Regions from separate parts of the Mus musculus genome. Here region 2 is linked to region 1. A link is a loop called in an ENCODE intact Hi-C map of the cell type or tissue named here. Cell type or tissue: heart. All regions are shown on one strand. Each heading gives the region's core, and the rest is flanking DNA. Links, peaks and the distances in the headings are about the cores only. Region 1 holds the start of Antxr2 (anthrax toxin receptor 2). Region 2 overlaps Antxr2 (anthrax toxin receptor 2).

Region 1 (9,038 bases), core at 438-8,437:
ACTCACCTAGACGGCTGCCAGTGACAGCTCCCAGCCGAGTTTCTGACAGCAGTTGCTAGCCAAAGCATGTTTTCCTACCAGAGCTTGTGCCCCTAGTTGGGGGGCAGTCCAAATTTGATGACCTTTCTATGAACAAACATAGAAATCAGGCCCCCACCTGAAAGGCCATTTCGGCCAGAGTTACTTTTGAGGATGGCTGAGGTTTCCTCTGCAATTATGTCCTGCCTGGGACCATTTCTGTATCCTTCCTCTCCTAGGTTTCTCTCCTGAAAGGATGTTCCACTTCACCTGTGGTCTTAGTCTCATGCCTCTTTCTAGGAACCTGGGTTTTAAGCATCTAGTCCCAAATGCAGATGTTGATAACTTTCCTATAATACACACTGAAATTTTAAGTGGTCTCATACACAGAGAATCTACTTTACAGGTAATTATACCTCCCCAAACCATTCACAGGAACTCGATCAGACATAGGGGAAATTTAGTTCTTTTATGACCATGCCTGATAAAAGCTGAAATAGGCTTTATCACCTGTAGGCACTGAAGATTTATTTTCTTCCTCTGAATCACTTTAGATACCACACAATGAATCACTTCCGATGTGATGAGTATATGAATCACTTCTAGCAGTAGACAGTCCCAGAGAGTCATGTCCATCACTGTGGCTGCCAGGCAAAGAAGCCTGCTTGTAAGTAACACAGAGGTTTGCTTTCACCTTTTTAGACCTAAAAGATGTTTTTAAATGTTTGCCTTTATTGTTACACATTTGCTTATTTACTTATTTGCTTATTATTTGTTGGTAAAGGTAGAGAGAAATAAATTAATTTCTATGCAGATTTCTTGAGATCAGGGTGGGTAGCATTCTAATTTATTTTTGAGTTATGTGTCTATTTGGGTGTTTCTGTGTGAGTTTTACATATACAGGTGGCTTGCTCACAGATGCCAGAAGATGCTTTGGATACCCTGGACTGAGTATAGGTTATGAACCTCCTGACATAGGTGCTGGGAACTGAAATCTGGTCCTCTGGAAGGCATTGCTCTTAGCCACTGGGCCATCTCTTCAGTCCTGCACTTTTGCTTAGAATGTTGTAACACACATCGCAGGTATCAGCAAACATCTGCTAACAAAGATTAGTACATGAATTATTATATAAAATGGAACATGAGTGTGTGTCTTCATCTCTTCCTTTTTCCTCCCCCCTCCCCGCAACTTCCTGAAACTGTGTCCTTTTCCCCATTCTTACAGGGAAAGAAAACTTGGTTTGAAACGTTGTGCTCACCCAAACCCTTAGTCCCCTTAGGAGTGGAAAAGGGAAGTGGTGCTGTTGTCTCAGCTCAACATGGCCCAGAAAGAATTCCAAGTGTATTCTGGCTCTCATCTCCTTCATTATTGCTTGTGAGAAAGCATGGTCAGCAGCAGCATTTGCCAGGGACACTCCCAAGAAGAGACTGACCTACTTTTAGCTTTAGCCCATGTCCTTGGACTCCCCACAGTAAGCAGCAAATCAGGACAGCGGGTTACCCTAATAACCAAAAATCAGTAAATAGTTTTTACATGAACATAATTTGTTTGACTATTGATCTCTGCTGGTTGAGGCCATTTCCTGTTTTGTGGTCAGTCTTGCATGAGCAAGCTAGTGAAATGCAAGACTTCTAGAGCTGTGCTGAACTCATCACCTACACAAACCAACAAAGAACCATGAGTGCCGGGGTTCAGTATACCAGTTACTTCTATTAGCCTTGGGATCCAGGAAGTGCCGAGGTCAGAGAGTGTATTTTGCTATAATTTGAGTGTAAGAGAAGACATCAAAGTCTACAAGATGAGCAGGCAATGAGTCAAGAAACCAGGGGCAAAGGAGCCAATTATCGAGAGTTCCAAGTACCTTACCAAGGGGCAATATCCTGTAGCATATCTCTTCAAATTGCTTCTTGAAAACACTTTTACAGTTTCTGGCAGACTTCATTTATCCCAGATTTTTATTAGAATATATGTGTGTGTGTGTGTATATATACATACATACATACATATATATGTATACACACATATATGTATATATGTATACACACATGTAATATATGGTATTATTTGGTAAAATTACTCAAAGTATAATTCTCTTTTGAATAGGATTAGAGTTAAAAATGGAGACCTAACTGCAAGTCTCACAAAGGGCATTTACTATCTGAATTCTGGGCACTAGCTGATAGGTACTCAATAAATATTCATTGAAGTGATGGTCTCCTGTCCTCAAAGAGCTGACATTGACATATCTGGCTGTAAATCAAAATCATAAATATCATAAATAGAGTATCATAAATAAAAAGTTAAACATAGATGGTGGCCAACAATACACATGCAAAAGAGCAGCCTGTAAGCATCACAGGAACTTCCTATCATAAAGCATTGACTTGTTACAGTGACTTGTGAAGGAGGAGGGGCTGCCTCCTCTCAGTCACTGTGTGCATCAGTGACGTTGAAAGCTCTAAAAGCTACGTTGTTGACAAAGCAAAAGGGGAAGTCACAGGTGGAAGTGGTGGAGAAGAGAGGGGAGGGAGAAATGGGGAAGAGAACAGAATCAGTAAGGAGAAATTTGCACACAAACTTCAGCCCCTGTAGGATTTTGGCAAGATCTGATGAGCTCACCGCCGGATGAAGTCTTATTGTGATTCAGTTTGTTCTTTGAGTCATACGTAACCATAAAATTGTACATATTAATGTACACATTGCACAATGCTTACAAGTTACCTGGCTTTATCTCCTCCACTACTTAGCCTTTTCAAGGTGAAACCCGTGATAACTGGGCTCAGGGAGAGTGGGACTAGATATTTCCAGGTGTGATTTTTCATTGCTACCGAAGTGATCACTGGCTCCTAGCTTTGTCTTGGCTGGGAGAGATGCAAATTAAAAGCCCAGTGGGGTGTGGGATAACCTTCCTTTAAGTTGTTGATCACAGGTGTCCCAAAATCAATACAGGCTATTACCATTACTCTTGGTTGCCTACCGGAACTTGATGTCAAGACCCTTTAGCTGTAGACACCATGCATTTTGGACACAGGACTTTGAGGAACCCATCTGGAACTGACCTGTAGTCTCCCGAAATCTAGCTCTTATAGTCTTAGAATTGATTATGTGAGCTGCCAAGAGAGAAAAGCCATCAATAGTCCTGCCTACCAGTGAAGCCTGCAAGCCACAGGAATGGCTAACATGGAGAGATATGCTCATTTCTACAATATAGGGTGATAACTGTTTTCTGATTGGGATTAAGGCTCACTCCACAGAAAGAAACGTATCTTTCTCCAAGATACTCCAAGAGCCTGTGGCTGTGGTGCTCATGGGCCACAGGAATGAACCTATTACTTTGATGTCAAATAAATGGACATCAAAGCAAACGACCCTCTGAATTCATGTCTCTCTACTTGTAGATCAGCCAGCGCAACTCTGAGACCTCATCAGACAAGTTTCTCAGTGCAGGGGATGGTGGTTAATGCACAAACCCACAAATGGTCAAATCGAAGAGAATAAATGCTCGTGGATTGCCCAGCCACAAATGGGACATACAAATCACAAGCCCTCCTTAACGTTCCAGGACAATCCACAAAGGGTGGGAGTAAGGTGAGTGAAAAGATTCACAGAACTCTAGGTCAGGGGCACTACAGCTCAGCGCTGGCCTCTGGGCATGACGGGATTGCTGCATGCATGAACACACAGCCGCTGAGGTTGTCGCACAATATCCTCAGAAGATCAAGCCAGTCAACCTGCTAGCATGGAGTGGGAAACTTTTTTTTTTTTTTTTTTTTTTTAATGAAATCCCACCGGTCACCCTGGAGCTATGCACAGTAGAAGGCTTCCGAGTGGGGCTATGGTTTTCTTTAAGGGTGTGGTTCTTTGAAGGCTAAACCTACTCCATTGAATGGTCCCCACGTGGACCAGGAGTATATAGACTGCTCAAATTGGAGTCTATGGGTTCTTGACAAAAGGGACACGAAGTTGAGGTGTGTGTAGGGAGGTGAGGGTTGATTTCAGAGGAGTTAGGGGTAGGGAGGTGTTGGGTGTGTGTGTGTGAAAAATATATATGATCAGTACACGTCGCATGAAACTCTCAGAATTAATGAAAAATGGAAAAATTATCAAATAGAAAAAAAAAGAGAAAGAAAAGAGGAAGTCCCCTTTCTTAAACCTTAAATCCTGCGTCACTAGGTCGGTGTGTGATGGATGAAAGGTGCGGAGGGATGAGGCATAAGGCCGTCACTATCCAGGAGACAGCTGGTCCTGAGTCTCTAAACCACGCGGAGGGCCGTTCCAGCACAGCTGGGGAAAACAGGCCGGGCCAGGCTTGCGGGAGAGTTGGATATGTTTAGTATCTAGAGGACGTTTGTTTTTCAGAACTCCTCTCTCCCTTCCGAAATCTGGCAGGCGTTAGTCATCCGCTGCTCAGCACGAACCCTCAAGTGTGCTTGTGTGGCTCGTCGGGCTTCCTCCCGGCGCCCCGCCCTCGGGCTCGCACGAGCAGACCGGTCAGCGCCCACTCCCACCCCCCAGGCCTGAGGTGCCCGGCGGCCTGCCGCTCCCCCGGGTGCTTAGCATCCCGGGCTGCAGAGGCTCGCCCCGCGCGGCGCGGCGCCAGGTTGGGGCAGGGAAGAAAGTTATAAAGTGCCGCGAGGAGTTGGGCGGTCCGAGGAAGAGAGGCGGAAGAGGAGGACTCGGCTGAGTTCCCGCGGCGATCGTGGGGTCCGCGGGTGCCTGTCCCGCAGCTCACCACCGCAGCTAGACGCCAGCCTTTCTGCTCCCGGGTGGGCGCCGGAGACTCAGCGGGAGGCGAGGAACTTGTCCCGAGAGCTGTCGCTGCGGGCCTCATTGTCTGCAGCAACTCTCCGGAATCCGGAGTGGGAGAACTGGACTCTGTCCACTGGGATTTGCCCAGAGTTCCGGCGGCAGCTGTGGCGGCTGCGGAGACTCTCTTTGTCCTCCCAGGACCTCGCTCTCTCTCCTCAGTGGCAGCTGTTGGGTGGCTCTGAGCTTGGAGAGGGCATCCCAGCCCCGCTCAGCCTCTGACCCCCGGGCGAGTCCCCGGTGACTCCGCCTCTTTCACGTCTCTGCTCTGTGAAGCCCGGAGCCCAGAACCCCGAGCCCAAGGGACTGTGAGCCAGAGAGAGCTGCCGGGCCCCGGCCACAGGATGGTGGCCGGTCGGTCCCGGGCGCGCAGCCCTGGGAGCTGGCTGTTCCCTGGCCTGTGGTTGTTGGCTGTGGGCGGTCCGGGGTCGTTGCTGCAAGCCCAGGAGCAGCCCTCTTGCAAAAAAGCCTTCGATTTGTACTTCGTACTGGACAAGTGAGTGAAGGAGGACTGTGGGGTCAGGGTCTCCTGGGGGGAGGGCAGCTCTGAATCAGCTAGGACTGAAGTTGAGATGTGTTTGGATTCTGGGGGAGGCGACGAGGGAACTCTCCCTAGTGTGCATGTGGCTGACTCCTTTCAAAGGCAAGCTCATTAGCTGTACAGGAATAGGGGCTGCGAGACTCCAGGGCTACTTGGTTCTCCAAAGGAGAGGCGTGCAGTGCTTTTTTTGTCCTGGAATCTTTTGGGAAACGGTAGTGTGGCCACCTGCAGCTCGTTTCCTCCCAGGAACTTTTGTGCCTCTTTATCATACTCCCCCTAGACCCCCACGGACATTCTAAAGTTTGCCTAATTTTATCCTGATCACACTGGGAGCCAGGGGGGGGGGGGGAAAGCCTTAATATACCCAATGTGGCTTGCATTTCCTGAGAAATGAGGGCTTGTGTTTTTATTTTGAAAAGCCAGGTCTCTCTCTAAACAGTACAAAGCAAGTGTCCCCCCCCCCCCCCCCAAGAAGTGTGGTCTTCCTGGTTTCCTTGATTCAGCCCAAACACTAAAGTTTCAGCTCTGAACATGGACATGAACAAGCACACTTAACTTTGAAGAGGGGAGTCAGTCCCCGCCCCCTATCCCTGACCCCCGACCTCCACCCCCCATCATGCGCCTTTTAAAACTGAAGAAATGTTTGCCATTAAGGCCCACTTTTTGTCTTTCTGATCAATTTATCTTCCTTTTTCAGGTCTGGCAGTGTAGCAAATAACTGGATTGAAATTTATAATTTTGTCCACCAGCTGACAGAGAGATTTGTGAGGTATGTCTCCCCATCGTACCTTTCTTGGCATTGGAAAGGAAATCGAACAAACAGCCGGGTTTCCCTGTTCTAAAACCCTTCTCATGGGAAATCTTTCCCGAAATCAAAATGTTGAATTTTAAACGTCTCAAGGTGGCCCTTTCACACATGGTGTGCAGGCGAGACTTTCAGCTAACCCTTGCAAGTTCAATTTATCTGGCTCCCAGAAACTTGGCCCAGGGTGTGAGGGAACATCTTCAAATACAATTCTTAATGTCTTTTCCTTTTCGACCACTCATCTGTTTTGAGTTTGAGTTATGCTTTCTCATAATTTATCACATTTAAAAAATACATTTTATCCTAATAGTGTCTGTACTATATTTTCAACTCCACACACTTGGCTCTGTAAACTTCCACATTTTAAAAGTGTCGGAAAACTTTAAATGAACATGTGTTAATAACCCACTAGCTGAAAAAGCACTTGTGTGTGTGTGCATTTAAAGAAATGAGTTGTGTTTACACAATGTGTGGGTGTGTGGCTGGTTTAAAATGTAACCGTTCTATATATGCAGGAGGCTTCACTAGCAAACACTGTTTCCCTCGGCTATAAAAAGCATGGCTGCTGGTAAATCCAGCTTACTCTCTTATTTAGAAGTAACCAGGAATTAGTGGCAATCCCTATTTAAAAATAACCCTTGGATGCAATGTTTTCTGTGGTTACCCTCTTCTGTTTTTTTTTTTTTCTTTTCTTTTCTTTCTTTCTTTTTTTTTTTTTTTTTTTTGGATGCCAGGAACAAGTGCAAGTTTATCAGGGTAATGGGAGGGACACGGATAGGAGCTGTGTCATTAAATATTGCCTCCCTCAGTCTTCTGAGCCCAAATGTTTTCTGTAAAACAGGCTTGGATGATCAAAACATTTTGAAAGTCATGTTGCAAGTAACTTCAAACAATCTGTAGAGGCCTAGGCAATCCCCGCTTTGGTTATTGGCAGCCGTAAAGCTGTCCCTATAAAAATGTATGCCTGTCGGTGTTCAATCTTCAGTCTCCTGCTTCAGGAGCCAAAGATAGCACTCTGGTTCCTGGACAGGGTCTGAGGTCAAACCATCTAGGCAGGGAATATAAATAAGAGCTTAGATCTGTAACTGTCAAAGCCAAGCAGACCGTTGTTTATAAGTTTCTGATTCCATCGCTGAATGTGCTGAGAATGTCATTCAGTGTTACTCAAAAGCAACGGATTACTTCAATGTCACATTTGAAGAAAACGAGGCTCTTATTGAATCTGGTTTGCAAGTTTGGATTTCTATAGCATATACTGTTCTCTGGCTCAAGTATAGTTGCTCAGTTACTAATTATATGTTGTGGGGAAATGAATAAAAGATAGCTGCTGTCAAGCACAGTGCTTACAGGAGCTAGGGCCTTTGGACCTTCCAGCTTGTGTCTCAGTTTCACAACTGCAGTTTCAGACCTGAGCAACACTAGCATACGCTTTTCTAAAAACAACCACCTTTTGGTGACATTAGTGCCAAAATCCTGGAATATAGATTGGGAATTTGAAATGCCAAGTCAAAAGGTGATTTCTTAATGCTCAAAGTATTAAGAAATGTAATTATTAAGATATTTAAGCATTTACAGTATTTACGGTGACTTTTGTCTGGACTCTTATCATAACGTGGCTTCTACGTTAAGCTGACTTCTCTCCAGCCCTAAGTGAAGGGTGTGGCCTCCTGCAGAGAGAAGTAGGAGAAGGTCAAAGGAAGGAACATTTTTCTAGGAAAGAGTCTTGCAGCAGCCTAGAGACTGTCCAGTTATTCTTTCTAGATGTAAACGCCAGTCATTTGTGGAGGAGTGTTCTGAGAGCGGAGAAGCACAGACTGCATAAAAAGAAATGCAGTGCAGACAGGAGGGCTGTGCAGAGTTAGCTGATCTACTGAGAGAGTTCCATTTAAGGGAAGTGGGGACTGTGCAGGGAGACCAATTTTAAATGAGATTCCTGGCTCTGCTTTTGTATTGTACCAATATTTCTTTTGAAAATGTTTTAACTGCCTCTTTCCTTATTTTGCAGCCCTGAAATGAGATTGTCCTTCATTGTGTTTTCTTCCCAAGCAACCATTATTTTGCCATTAACTGGAGACAGGTTAGTGCATTATCATTTCAGCGCAGGCTTTTAGGAGAGATGAATCATAAAGGCATGATTGATATTGCCGTGTGGTGATCTGGGCCTCTCCGTGGGCTCAAGCGAACACACAGACAACTCAGTGCTCTGCAGGAACAGAAGGGAGAGGCAGCATGAGTATGCAGGAGTAGACCATCTGAAAATCAATATCATCTATATTGGTTGTGGAATATATTCTACATTTCTAGTCTTTCTCTGAAGTTCAGTGACTTGCAACAAAAGACTGCACACACGCCAACACACGCACACGCACACGCACACACACACCCTGCTACCCCTCAGTGCTTAGAAAAGGAGTGGCTTTCCTGTCCATTGTCACACCATTTCTTGTGACCCTTTCTATGGTGTCTGATCATAGTGTGGTACATTGGAAGCAACCATCCACGTATCTGACTCATGGCTGCTTTTCCTGGGGTTACTTTTGTTTTCTTGACTGTGGAGTCTACGATCAGAAATGGAGTGCTATGATTCCATTTTTACTTCATCTGACAGAAAGTGTGTAAGACCTTGGTTAGTGAATACTTGTTGACTGAAGGAATGTGGTAACCACATTTCGGGATCACCTCTTTCTGATCCACAGTTTTAAGCAAGGGCGACTGCAGTGCTTTGGTTTACAGAATGTGTGAATTTCTAAAAAATAATTGTGAAAATAGTTTTTAGGTTTCTTTTGTAAAACCCAGTTAATATGCTTTAATCCTTATTTCTTGAGCTTTCAGTTTAAAAAGATCAATAAGGCATACTATTTAAAAGC
Region 2 (9,038 bases), core at 746-8,745, 50 kb after region 1:
AAGAAAGCATTTAAACATGTTTATGTGTGAGTCTGTATATGCACTTATGTATGCATGTGTGCACATATGTATGTATTTGCACATGCATACGTGTGGTATCTATGACATAGAGTCCAAAGAAGCTGGGCTCTATACAGTGAGAAACTATACAGCAGCAGCAATGACAGCAGCAGAGCAGATGCACTTGACAGCAAGAGTGAAGGAACAGCCAGGCAGCAGGCATTGGTTCTTTCTTTCCATCCTCACTATTCTGTGTTTCCCCGTGTGCTTGATGACAGCTATTCTAACTGGAGTGAGATGGAAGCTAAACTGCTTTTAATTTGTGCTTCCCTGATGGCTAAGGCTGTTGAGTACTTTTCACATTTATTGGCCACTCCTATCTTCCTATGGAGGACTGTTTATTCTGTTCAGGAGCCCATTCATTCATTGAATGAGTTGATTTTATTGGTGCTTGAGTTTTAAATTCTTTATATAGACTGGATATTAAACCCATGTGAGCTGTGTAGTTTATGAAGATCTTTCTCATTCTCTGCTTTCCTGGGCTGTGCTGAAGCTTTTTAATTTTTTAGAATCCTATTTGCCAACTTTTGGAGTTCTGTTCTATGCTGTTAGATTATTATTTTTTTTCAGAGAGACCTTGCCTGTGCCTACATCTTTAAGGTTCTTTATTGGTGTTTCCTCTAGCAGTTTCAAGGATTTAGGTATTAAAGTCGATGATTAATTTTGAATTTATGTTTATACAGTGTGAGAGATATGGACTGAACCTCATTCCCATATAGGAATGAATAATAAGGTAGATGCTTGTTTTTTCTATCACCATTTATTGAAGAGTGCCATTTTCCAAAATATATATTTAATATCTTTGTCAAAAATTCGATGGCTACATCCAGCTCTGTAGAATTCTTGTGCTATTCTGGCCTTTTTGCATATTTGTCTTATTTTTCAATGGCATTAGAGTATTGATTTAGTTCCTGTGACACTGTAGTATGTAGGAGTGTTGACATAGAGTGTTGTGATTTTGTGTCTGTGGCACTGTAGTATGTAGGAGTGTTCACATAGAGTGTTGTGATTTTGTGTCTGTGGCACTGTAGTATGTAGGAGTGTTCACATAGAGTGTTGTGATTTTGTGTCTGTGGCACTGTAGTATGTAGGAGTGTTGACATAGAGTGTTGTGATTTAGTTCCTGTGGCACTGTAGTATGTAGGAGTGTTGACATAGAGTGTTGTGATTTTGTGTCTGTGGCACTGTAGTATGTAGGAGTGTTCACATAGGGTGTTGTGATTTTGTGTCTGTGGCACTGTAGTATGTAGGAGTGTTGACATAGAGTGTTGTGATTTTGTGTGTGTGGCACTGTAGTATGTAGGAGTGTTCACATAGAGTGTTGTGATTTTGTGTCTGTGGCACTGTAGTATGTAGGAGTGTTCACATAGAGTATTGTGATTTTGTGTCTGTGGCACTGTAGTATGTAGGAGTGTTCACATAGAGTGTTGTGATTTAGTTCCTGTGGCACTGTAGTATGTAGGAGTGTTCACATAGAGTGTTGTGATTTTGTGTCTGTGGCACTGTAGTATGTAGGAGTGTTGACATAGAGTGTTGTGATTTTGTGTCTGTGGCACTGTAGTATGTAGGAGTGTTCACATGGAGTGTTGTGATTCTGCTACTATTTCTTTGTCCAGTAAGCATTGTTCTGGAGAGTCAGGGATTTTGTACTTCCATAAGAATTTTGGAATTAATTTTTCTAGTTCTACGAAGAATTTTATTGGGATTTTGATGGGGTTTGTATTTAATCTGCAGATTGCCTTTGGCTGGATGGCAGTCTTCACAATGTCTTCTTCTTTCTCTTGAACATGGGAGCCCTGGGAAGTGTCCTCTTCAGTTTCTTTTAGAGCTGTCTTAACATTTTTAACATAGAGGTCTCCACCTCTTTTGTTAGGTTTATTTCCAATATTTTGCTTTCCTTGAAGCTATTGTGAATGTTACATTTTCCTTGTTTCATCCTTGGGAATGTTTTTATTGGCATATAGAAAGGTTGCTGCGTAGTTGATGTTCAGTGGCTACCATGAGACTTTTCTAAAAGTGTTTATAATATCTAAGTGTGTTCTGTTAAATCACTAGGCTCCTTATAACTACAGGATTGTGTCATCTGCAAATAGGGATACCTCATTTTTCTCCTTTCCTGTTTGTATTCCATTTAATGTCTTTCTCTTACAGCTTTGGTAGAGTTAAAACTTATATTGAACAAGAACAGTGAGAATAGACACTCTTGTCTCATTTCTGATATTAGAGAAAATGTTTCCTGTTTTTCCCCATTTAGTATTATATTGTCTATAAAATTATTGTACATAATCTTTAGTATATGTGAGTCTATTTTTTTAATTCCTGTTTTTAAGGGCATTCATTTATCAGGAAGGGAGATGAAGTTTGTCAAAGCCCTTTTTACATCTATTGAGGCATTGCTGTGTTTTTTGTCTTTTAAGTCTCTCTGTGTTGCATTACTTGATTGAACCAATCTTGTATTCCTTACCTGGGGTAAGACCGGCTTGGTCATAATGCATTTGTGATTTTTTTTTTAAAAACAGAATTTACTTTTATTTCATGTATATGAAATGTGTGCCTGCATGCATGTGTGTGTAGCATGTGCATATCTGGTGCCTGCAGGGGCCAGAAGAAGACCTCCTCTTCCCTGGAAGTGGTGTTACGGATGCTTGTGGTCTAGCATGCAGGTGCTGGTAAACCGCATTCTCTCCTAAAACAGAAAGTGCTCTAACAGCCACGGCGAATCGCCGCAGCTTCATATGTGCGATTCCGAATATATTCATGAGAGTGTGATTGTAAGAACTTTGTTAATGTTCACCAGAGAAATTGGTCTACAGACCTCCCTGTTTGTCTGTTTGTCTGTCTGTCAATCTGTCTCTACTCTCTGTGTGTGTATGTACCTGTGTGTGTGTGCACCCATGCATGTGTGTGCACACATGTGCGCATGTGTTTTATGTTTTAATTTAGTTGGTATCAGAGCATTACTGGCTTTGGAGAATGACTTTGGCTCTTTACTTTCTCTCTCTCTTTCTCTTTGTGGAACACTTTTTAGGAGTGTTCTTGGTGTCTTCAATCAGTAGTTGAAGAATTCTGGAGTGTTGAAGGAGTCATGATGCTTTGCCTTTTCATATTTATGGTGTCTGTGTGCTGTGATTGCGTGTACGGCTTCTGGTTGTATTGGAAGATATTCCTGTTGAGTATCATACTTTGAGGGTCTCAAGTTTTTATTTGCACAGTTTCCCTCCTTTGCATAACAGTGCCAGGGGCTGCTCACAGTTAGCTCTGCAGTCTGCTCTGTGTAGACTCTCTCACCCTTCTGAACGCTGCAGTCCATACTGTTCCCTCAGGTAGCTAAATCCACAGGGAGTGGGAAAGGCTACACACTGAGCTCTGAACAAGTAGGAGGCCCTCCTGAATAGTTTATCCTTCTCCCGCCTCCTGGGATGCAGCTGTAGTGTTAGTGGAGCATGGGGGAGATTTAGGATTTAGGTTCTACAGCAATGACTAACAGGTAATTGGTTCCAGTGGTGGGTTGTTCTCATTGAGCTTCTAATCTCCAAGTGACCCAAATTCAGGGTATTCGTAATTAATTAGACCTGCTCCAGGAAACTAAGAGGGGAGGCTACCTCTCTTCCGTACTCCACTTCCTGAGTCTAGCTTTCCTGCTGCGTTCTGTTTTTGGCTTTGGGGCTTCTAGTCCTCCAGCTGTTTACAACTGCATCAAAATCTATACTTACCCTGGGATGGTTGCAGACTAAATTCCAACTCCCTGCCCTGTGACAGTTCCCCATCTTCAGCCCCTAAGGATAGTTTAGTTTCAAAGAGTAGCTTCTTTCTCAAGATGATGTTGGGTCCAGCACCTTCCCTCTGAACCACAAAAGTGCAAGAGTATGCTTCTGTACCACTGGGGACCCATCTGCCCGAGGAATCGCTGTTTCATCAAAACCATCTTGATTTTAAGCCTACACATTTTTTCAGGAGTATCCTAAATGTAGGAATCCAAGTCCCTTTTCACCAGGGCCACAAGCCTCCTGCTTTGGATAAGTTTTCTGACTTTGCTCCCTCTGTCCCTGCCAGGCATCCCTGTGAGCGCAGGGTGTTAGGTTGGGCATCTTCCACGAGCGATATCCTATCCATAGTCTTGTAACGCCCCTGTTTTCTTGTTTTCTTTCCCTGAAAGATCTCCATTTTGACATCTTGAGCTTCTCATTGGTCACTTCTTGTACAGAATATTTATTTTTTTTAAAAAATGAACTATTGTGCTTTAATGTAATTACAGTTTAAAGTATTGCATGTAAACTACATTCCAGCATTAAAGTATTCAGTGTCTAGTTATTGCCATCTTAATATAGAATATGGTAAATTCTAGATGAGGAAAACAAATTTACAAGTCATTTTTATTTCTAAATCTGTATTAACTCTCTCGTCAGTCTTGTCTACCCGCCTCTTCTCTGACTATTTTTTCATTTGGAAGTGATTTTGATAAACTTTGTTTTAAATTATATCATCTTGCATTTGTAAAATTCATAATTCATAGAAGGGCTAGGTGCTTTTTCTTAAAAAACTGTCTTGACTTATCTGTGTCCCGATGTGATTATTGGTTTGATGACTAGAGAGACCTTTTAAATGTTATTTCTAGTTTATTTTTTCAACCTAAACAGTTATTGGTTACATTGTACGTACAGAACAGGCTGTTCATCATGGTGTGGTCCTGCTCTGTAATCTGATTGATTTTTTTTTCAAAAAGTATCTTCTCATGGATGAAGCAAGTTCCGTTCTCAACACACGGCTCGAGTTCTGGAGAAGGGAGGCCATGTTTAGCAAATTCAACTGGCTTATGTCACACACTGGTGCCAACTTTATGACTCCCTATTTTTTTTTTTAAAAGAAAACTTTCCCTTATTAGCCTAAGCTATATCAATCAGGCCCTTTTTTATTAGTTGGAATATTTTCGGTTTAGTCTTAACCCACACAAGTTTTCTCCTTTAGAGTCTGTTACACAAATTCTGTAAAAATATTTAAAGGTGTTATTGACCAGAGATTCCATTCCTCCAGGGAGAGTATGTTGGATTTTACCATTGGTCCCCAGTGTTGTTATCCAAGAATTTTGGTGGCTTTTTTTTTTTTTTCCAAATCTCAAATCTTATGCGGTTTGTAGTGAAGACTCAATCATACATGAAAATTTGTATTCATTTGGAAAAAAACTTTCAAAGGTTCAAACGATGTCTCTTATTCAGAGGCGCGTTCAGCATGGATAGGTCCGTGATTTCACAGGTGGTTTAAGACACTGAGTGTCTGTATTTCCTCTGTAATTCAACAGCACAGGAAAGGTTTGCAATTATTTATTTATTTATTTATTTATTTTGCTGCGGGATTTCCGTCCTGTCTGGTTACAAGCAGGGGCTGTGACCACCTCTGCACTTCATCTGTCTTCGAGTTCCATCAGGAGCGGAACGCTGATCACAGACCATCTGGACTTTGTCTGACTTTGATAATGCAGTGCAGAGGAGCTCTAAAAATAGAGGCAGAACTCCGGTGACCATCAGGCGCAGCTTGCTTCATTGTTCTTCACTCGTAGCCCTGTGCCTCGTGCGGTGGTTTCTGCGTCTCAGAGCGCTTTAAGTGGAGCGGTTCTGAGTCAGTGCGTTGTACATGCTTGAGTGCAGACTGTGTTTGAGAATAATTGTTTGGTTTTCACAAGGGATCTGCGTTCTGCAAGTGTGATGTTTGATACATGCAAGGGAGTTGTGTCCCTTGGGAGCTAAGCCTTGGGAAATGGACTAGGAACACGTTGTCAAATAAAGAAGCTGTTATGGGTTGGCAATCTTTGAACTTCAAAACAGAAAACATAACGAACAGCAGGATTGAGCAGGCAGTTTGATTTGCTGTCTTGTTGTTTTGGCTGGACTGGGAAGGATAGCATTGGTTTTGATATGAGGAGATTTTAGTTATCTGTTCAGATTTTGAGGCAGTGCTCAGTTTTCCCATGATCATCTGGGTTTACTCTGATAAAATAGGGGATTTACCATGTACAGTGTTAGACCCTGCGACAACACAAGTGCTTACACAGAGTTTTGTAGCTCAATGGGTAGTGGTGAATTGACTTGTCTCTGACATCTTTAGATATAGGGAGTGGACCTCGACTTTGTTAATAACCATGGGACTCACATGCTACAATTAGTCTTATAGCTTATTATTTTTTTTATCCTTTTCAGATATTAGCTCAATCATGTACTGAAATCCTGGAATTGAGTCCTTCAAGTGTCTGTGTAGGGGGTAAGTGTTTAGAGTTTAAAAATACCATGTAAGAAATTATTTTTCTTTTTCCCCTAGCTGAAAGATATGATTTGAAACTCATGTTGGAAGGAGAATAGCAAAATTAACTTTTTTGGCATCTTTTTTTTGGTGTAAGAATTTTTAAATAATTCCTTGAAATATTTCTATTTTAAATTCAAATTTTTAAGATTCAAATGTTATTTTAAATAATGAGCATATTGTGTGACAGGCTTTTAGAATGTTCTGTATATTCAGTTCATGTTTGAGACCTTTTCTATGGCAAATAAAATAAAATATAGAAGCCTTTATCTGATTGGGTGGTATTTGGGACTGCAGAGCTCTATGCTCTAATGACCTGGCCATGTTATCCTGTCTGCAAGCTCCAGGCTCATAGGGAAATGACTTAGGGGCAGAGTGCAGGAAGGAAGCAGGCGACTTCATCAGCTGCTTCTCAAAGCAGGTTCAGGTTCTCACCTCCCAGACATCCTTGCCCAGGCAGTCTGCTTCTCCCCAGCCGACTTTCCTCTTCAAGTTGACCTAGAGTTCTTTTTAGCACAACTTTTTTTAGAAAAGGAGAAAAGAAGTCCCATCCTGAATAAGGAGAAGGGGAATTTATCATATGTAAATTATCACAGAACATCGTGGTTACCGGATGGATGTGCTGTCTAGCCCTGCATCCCTTAGCTCCCTAATACATGATCATCGAGACAGGGAGCAGGAAACATGCACGGGGACATTCCAGAGCAGTGGGGTCTTTTCTAAGGATGGAGAGCATTAGTTTTCTAGGAAAAACATAGGCAAGTAGGTGGAAACTACATTAAGATAATAGCTTGTCTTTATTACATCCCTTCTTGAGCCTTCCAAGCCATGTTCCTTGAATCTACAGTTTTACTTAGTCACTTTAACATTGCTCTTCAGGAGTTGTATAATCCAAGTTTGCAGATGGAGAAAGTGAGGCAGAGGCAGGTTTGGAGATTCAGTATATGTGAGTCATTGTCCTTTAGATCCTTGTCCATCTGACAACAGTGTCTATGCTCTTACTGAATTACATGTTAGGTATGCCTGCACATTGTTAGAACATATGAGTACTTCTCTTTTGATGACGCAGTGAATGGAGAGTGGCCGGTAGGCTTTGCTTTGGTAGCTGGTGACAGTGTGTCAGGCTTGGTGGTAGGAGGGAGAAGTCCAGAAAGATAGAGGGTGTTAGGGTGAATTAACCTGAAGGAACTCTGAGTATAAAGGTCCATTTCGGCATCACAAGTGATTTTGCCTGGTTTGTAAACTTCAACAAAATCTGAGCTATATATTTAATACACGTTGAAAAATAAGAACAAAACCCCAAAACCCCAGATCTTCAGTTCAACCAACATATTTATACTATTAAACTAGGAACTTTCCCACAAGATAGATCTATGATGTGAATGTGTGTGAGTGTACACATATGTGTGTACACTTGCATTTTTCCTATGTTATTTCTAGAAGAGCCTTGCTGATTTTTTTTTGGTGGGGCTCCCAAACTCCCTTTGCTGCCCAATTCCTAAATTGTAATTTACTCAGATCAACTCTGTAACATTTCTCTTACTTCAGTTTGCCTTTGGGACAAGAGGCCATCACCATTGGGATTGCTAACATATTCGATTGTAGTCACACAGCACGTCTTCTCTACCCATTGAGAGATTGGGTCTGCCAACTTTTCTTCTAGCATATTCTTTCATATTCATTCCTTTTCTAAAATTCAGTGTCTTTAGACATTGTAGATAGGGAGACAGTAAAGCAGATTCCTCTAGTCCCTGTCACGGCTGCCAGTAATCCAAACAGCAGAACGTCTGTTGTACTGTAAGACAAAACAGGTTGACAAGTTGTTTGTTTTATTTACTTCCTGAACTTAGTGACTGAGAGAGAAAAGAGAAAGAGCACATTCTTTCTTGAAAAGCCTATAAGAATAGAATTGGGGGAACAGAAATAAGCCAGGTAATTATTGCTATATTTTAATTCTAATACCTGGGTTACTACTGGAAAACACTCTAATAAAAACCAAAGTAGAAGCTTCGTGCGACAATGAATGCCATCTCCACTATCTCTACCTAGAGCGTCTAAAGGAAGCAAGCTTGGCTGGAGTCGTAAAGTCACGGTTATTGGTGGAGAGGATCGAGTGCGGAAATATGTGCTGAGGCTCCCGAAACTGTGGCTGATCTTAAAAAAAAAAAACCATTGGTTACAGGCTCACCTTTTTTTCTTTCTTTCTTTCTTTCTCTTTTTCTTTTTTATCTCTAGAGAAATTTCAAGTTGTTCTGACTGGAAGAGCAGTCACGTCGATCAGTCACGATGGCAGTGTCCTCTGTACATTCACTGCAAACAGCACATATACAAAGAGTAAGTCCCCAGGAATGCCAGTGTCACCTAAAGGTCTTTGTTGCGCATAATCTTGAGGATGTTTTCTTCTTTAAAAAGCATTTATTTTTATTTTATGTGTGTGAGTGTTTCGCCTATACATGTTTGTGCCTAGTGTCTGCAGAGACCAGAAGAAGACATGTTATAGATGGTTGTAAACTGTTATGTGGGTGCTAGGGCTCAAACCCACCTCCACTGGAAAAGCAGCAAGTGCTTTTAGCCTCTGAGCCATCTCTGTAACCTAAAATATTCTTTCTTTCTTTCTTTCTTTCTTTCTTTCTTTCTTTCTTTCTTTCTTTCTTTCTTTCTTTCTTTCTTTCTTTTCCTTCCTTCCT

What was found. Peaks named below come from ENCODE experiments on the same cell type or tissue, not always from the same donor. Only the 100,000 strongest peaks of a DNase experiment are listed, where the experiment ranks them.
Region 2: it touches region 1 in a loop (1.9-fold over the local background); 5 of 42 quality-filtered maps call a loop at or near these places.

What each region holds. Positions count from the first base shown.
Region 1 is chr5:98,026,681-98,035,718 of GRCm38, reverse strand. It overlaps Antxr2 (anthrax toxin receptor 2), which reads left to right and starts at 4,702. Exons shown (of 17, transcript NM_133738.2): 1 at 4,702-5,321; 2 at 6,064-6,135; 3 at 8,177-8,248. The coding sequence starts at 5,170. Gm34226 (a long non-coding RNA gene) reads right to left here. Exons shown (of 3, transcript XR_389370.3): 3 at 8,239-8,374. It also overlaps Gm42759. In heart, for the core only: no CTCF peak of the experiment used is centred there; DNase peaks (open chromatin) are centred at 1,308, 2,488, 4,528 and 5,058; H3K4me3 peaks cover 4,131 bases; H3K27ac peaks cover 3,516 bases.
Region 2 is chr5:97,977,248-97,986,285 of GRCm38, reverse strand. It overlaps Antxr2 (anthrax toxin receptor 2), which reads left to right. Exons shown (of 17, transcript NM_133738.2): 8 at 6,252-6,312; 9 at 8,587-8,685. Among named protein-coding and RNA genes, the nearest start is that of Gm34226, 35 kb to the left of the region's middle. In heart, for the core only: no CTCF peak of the experiment used is centred there; a DNase peak (open chromatin) is centred at 5,555; H3K4me3 peaks cover 691 bases; H3K27ac peaks cover 3,408 bases.